Linked DNA regions of Homo sapiens: region 2 is linked to region 1. Evidence: read pairs that join two places in POLR2A ChIA-PET (ENCODE). Cell type or tissue: PC-3. All regions are shown on one strand.

Region 1 (2,500 bases):
AAAGTACTCATCACTGAAACTTACCTCTCTTAATTCTGCTATTCTCCGAAGTGATTTATCCTGACTCTGACTTAATATACCCTTTAATTGAGAGAGAAAAAAAAGCTGGTTAAACAGCTAACTGTATGACATAGTAAATACAAAGCAAGTCAAAAATAATTATTTTTAAAATATTACAACCGTTTATCCAAAAATAACCTGAAGATAGAGGACAAGCCTAAAATGTTAAAGATGTGACCATATTGAAAAATCTGTTAAGTTAGATCATGATGTTATAGAACTGTTCTGCATCCTGGCAGTGGCAGTGGTTCAAAATCTATACATTTGTTAAAATGCATGGACATGTAAACCAAACAAAAAGTCAATTTTACTGTCTGTTCAATTTAAAAAATAAAATGTTTTAAAATTAAATCAAATTCCAACTGCAGTTTATTTCATTGAAACTTATAATGTGTGGAACACATCAATTAACAGCCTGTTCTAAAGGTTTTTGTGGCTTAGAAACAAAATAATTGTCTATATTTAAAAAAACAAAACCAGCCGGGCGCAGTGGCTCACACCTGTAATCCCAGCACTTTGGGAGGCCGAGGCAGGTGGATCACGAGGTCAGGAGATCGAGACCATCCTGGCTAATATGGTGAAACCCCTTCTCTACTAAAAATACAAAAAAAATCAGCCAGGCGTGGTGGCAGGCGCCTGTAGTCCCAGCTACTCAGGAGGCTGAGGCAGGAGAATGGCGTGAACCCAGGAGGCAGAGCTTGCAGTGAGCCGAGATCGCACCACTGCACTCCAGCCTGGGCGAAAGAGCAAGACTCCATCTCAAAAAAAAAAAAACCATCCAGAAAAATTCACAAAGAACATCAGATGGCTAAATTAGTAACCATACACTAAAAAAAATCAAGAAGCTGGCCGGGCATGGTGGCTCACGCCTGTAATCCCAGCACTTTGGGAGGCCGAGGCAGGCGGATCACCAGGTCAGGAGTTTGAGACCAGCCTGTTCAACATAGTGAAACCCCATCTCTACTTAAAAAAAAAAAAATTCAAAAATTAGCCGGGCATGGTGATGCGTGCCTGTAGTCCCAGCTACTCAGGAGGCTGAGGCAGGAGAATCGCTTGAACCCGGGAGGTGGAGGTTGCAGTGAGCCAAGATCGCACCACTGCAGTCTAGCTTAGGCAACAAAGCAAGACTTCTCAAAAAAAAAAAAAAAAAAATCAAGAAGCTAATAAAAGAGTAATATTGTGAGATGAAATGACTCACCCTTTCCTGGGGTGGGGTAAGGAAGGTACTTTTCTCTAGTAAAGGAAATTAAACTTGGTAAGTTATGACCTATGGAAACAAAGTAACCACATATTCCTGTACAACATAAATACAGAGGTAAAGGAATAGGGTAATCTGGAGCTTCACTGGTTTGTGTGGACTAACAAGCAAAACAAGGGGATACAGACAGGCAAATGGCTTACCTATGACCAAGGGAGTATGACTGGATTGTATTGTGGGGACTTGTAAGTGAATAAAACAAAAACCAAAGTTCTTTTCCCCAAAAAAGCCATGAACACAGGTTTTGTTTGTTCAGTTTCAAATATAAAATTTTAAATGCAGGAACATGCCATGCTGAGAATGATGAAAAACTGTAGTGCAGTAGTTATAAGCACATGCTCTGCAGTCTAACTGCTAGGAAAAAGACCCTGGCTCTCCTCCTTACCTCTTACAAGCTGTGCAACAATGAACGAGTCACTCTCCCTCAGTTTCTTCACAGGAAAGAGGCTAGAACTAAATATACCAAAATGCCTGGCACACAGTAGGAGCTCAATAAATGTTAGCTAGTATAAGCAGCATAGGTAAGAGTGTTGGCAATACCTACTATTTTAATTTCATTGGCTCTATTGAAAAGATATTTGCCTATTTTAAAAGGTTTCTAGGCAGGTACACATGTAGAAAAGAGAGCAAAGCATTGAATTTTATCTTTTCTTTTTTGAGACGGAGTCTTGCTCTGTCACCCAGGCTGGAGTGCAATGGCACGATCTTGGCTTAATGCAACCTCTGCCTCCCAGGTTCAAGCAATTCTCCTGCCTCAGCCTCCCGAGTAGCTGGGATTACAGGTGCCCGTCACCACACCCGGCTGATTTTTGTATTTTTAGTAGAGACAGGGTTTCATCATGTTGGCCAGGCTCATCTCGAACTCCTGACCTCAGGTGATCCACCCGCCTTGGCCTCCCAAAGTGCTGGGATTACAGGCGTGAGCCACCACGCCTGGCCAACTATATTTTATTTTAAAACACAGCAAACTGATGGCACCATTTGAAAGGGAATGGATATTTCTCCTTAGCTCTGAATTATCACCTGGAATACCTAGTGGGAAATTTCCATAGCCAATGCATAGAAACACAAGCAAACAGGATGACATAGTGGGGCCAAGGTGGGTCACCCTGAATATAATAGTTTCTTATCCCTACATACTTAATCAAAAGCTTCACAAGCAGCAGCCACAGGAAATAGTTA
Region 2 (2,500 bases), 250 kb after region 1:
GACAATAACAAGTATCACAGAACAAGTAGATACAGGCATACCTCTGAGATATTGCAGGTTCAGTTCCAGACTACAGGAATAAAGTCAATATCACAATAAAGCAAGTCATGTGAAATTTTTTGTTTTTCAGTGCATATAAAACTTATGTTTACACCACACTGTAATCTATTAAGTGTGCAAATAGCATTATGTCTAAAATCAACGTAGGTAGCTTAATTTAAAAACACTTTTTTGCTGGCCGGGCGCAGTGGCTCATGCCAATAATACCAGCACTTTGGGAACCCGAGGTGGGCAGATCACCAGAGATCATGAGTTCGAGACAAGCCTGGCCAACATAGTAAAATCCTGCCTCTACTAAAAATACAAAAATTGGCCAGGCGTGGTGGCACATGCTTATAATCCCAGCTACTTGGGAGGCTGAGGCACAAGAGTCACTTGAACCTGGGAGGTGGTGGTTGCAGTGAGCTGAGATTGTGCCACTGCACTCCAGCCTGGGCGACAGAGTGAATCTCTGTCTCCAATAAATAAATAAATAAAATTAAAAAGGTTTTTGCTAAAAAATGGTAACAGTCATCTGAGCTGTCGGCGAATTGTTATCTTTTTGCTGGTGGAGGATCTAGCCCTGATGATGGCTGTTGACTGATCAGGGTGGTGATTGCTGAAGGCTGAGGAAGCTGTTGCAATTTCTTGAAATAAGACAACAGTGAAGTTTGCTGCATCAATTGATTTTTCCTTTCATGAAAGATTTCTCTGTAGCTTGTCATGTTGTTTGATAGCATTTTACTCACAGTAGAAATTCTTCCAAAACTAGTGTCAATCCACTCAAACCCTGCTGCTGCTTTACCAAGTTTATATAATATTCTAAATCCTTTGTTGCCATTTCAACAATATTAACAGCATCTTCACCAGAATTAAGTTCTTTCTCAAGAAACTACTTTCTATGCTCATCCATAAGAAGCAACTCCTCATCTGTTCAAATTTTATCATGGGATTGCAGCAATTCAGTCATATCCTCAGGCTCCACTTCTAATTCTAATTTTCTTGTGATTTCCACCACATCTGCAGCTACTTCCTCCACTGAAGTCTTGAACCCCTCAAAGTTATCCATGAGGGCTGGATGCAATTTCTTCCAAACTCCTGTTAATGTTGATATTTTGACTTCTTCCCAGGAATCTCGAATGTTTCTCAGGACATCTAAAATGATGAATTCTTTCCAGAGGTTTTCAATTTACTTGGCTCAGATCCATCAGAAGAATCACTATCTATGGCAGCTAGAGCCCTATGAAATGTATTTCTTAAATAAGACTTGAAAGTCAGTATCACTCCTTGATCCATGGGTTGCAGAATGGATGCTGTGTTAGTGTTCATGTCCTTATATATCTCCATTACAGATCTAGGGTGGCCAGGTACATTGTTAATGAGCAGTAATATTTTGAAAGGAATCTTTTTTTCTGAACAGTAGGTCTCAACAATGGGCTTAAAATATTCAGTAAATCATGTTCTAAAAAGATGCTGTCATCTAGGCTTTGTTGTTCCATTTATAGAGCACAGGCAGAGTAGAGTTAGCATAATTCTTAAGGGCCCTGGGATTTTTGGAATAGCAAATGAGCACTGGCTTCAACTTAAAGTCACCAGATGCATTAGTACCTATTAGAGTCAACCTGTCTTTTGAAGCTTTGAAGCCAGGCAGTGACTTTTCCTCTTTAACTATGTAAGTCATAGATGACACCTTCTAATAGAAGATTGTTTTGTCTACATTGAAAATCTGTTGTTTAGTGTAAGCCACCTTCATCAATTAGATCTTTTGGATAACTTGCTACAGCTTCTACATCAGCACTTGTGGCTTCTTCCCTTAAACCTCATCAATCTCTGCTGGCTTCCAAGTTTTCTTCTGTAGCTTCCTCACCCCTCTCAGTCTTCAAAGAATTGAAGCAAGTTAGGGCTTTACCCTGGATTAGGCTTTGGCTTAAGGGAATGCTGTGACTGATTTGATCTTCTATCCAGACCACTAAAACTTTCTTTATTACAGCAATAAAGCTGTTTTGCTTTACCATTCATGTATAACTTGGCTAACTTGCACAAGAGGCCTAGCTTTCAACCTATACTGGCTTTTAATATGCCTTTCTCATTAAGCTCTTCCTTTCAGTTTTTTTTTTTTGTTTTGTTTTTGAGACGTAGTCTCACTCTGGTGCCCAGGCTGGAGTGCAATGGCATGATATCGGCTCACTGCAACCTCCACCTCCTGGGTTCAGGTGATTCTCATGCCTCAGCCTCCTGAATAGCCAGGACTACAGGCATCTACCACCAGGCCTGGCTAATTTTTGTATTTTTAATAAAGACGTGTTTCACCATGTTGGCCAGGCTGGTCTCGAACTCTTGACCTCAGGTGATCGACCTGCATTGGCCTCCCAAAGTGCTGGGATTACAGGCTTTTGAAAGGAATCTTTTTTTCTGAGCAGTAGGTCTCCACAATGGGCTTAAAATATTCAGTAAATCATGT

What was found. Peaks named below come from ENCODE experiments on the same cell type or tissue, not always from the same donor. Only the 100,000 strongest peaks of a DNase experiment are listed, where the experiment ranks them.
Region 2: POLR2A ChIA-PET joins it to region 1 with 7 read pairs; 3 of 35 experiments call an interaction of 5 or more read pairs at or near these places.

Annotation. Positions count from the first base shown.
Region 1 is chr3:37,286,816-37,289,315 of GRCh38, reverse strand. It overlaps GOLGA4 (golgin A4), which reads right to left. Exons shown (of 24, transcript NM_002078.5): 5 at 25-81. Among named protein-coding and RNA genes, the nearest start is that of GOLGA4-AS1, 44 kb to the right of the region's middle. In PC-3, no CTCF peak of the experiment used is centred here; a DNase peak (open chromatin) is centred at 1,295; H3K27ac peaks cover 1,010 bases.
Region 2 is chr3:37,035,678-37,038,177 of GRCh38, reverse strand. The region is part of intron 13 of MLH1 (mutL homolog 1); the gene reads right to left. Among named protein-coding and RNA genes, the nearest start is that of MLH1, 43 kb to the right of the region's middle. In PC-3, no CTCF peak of the experiment used is centred here; no DNase peak of the experiment used is centred here.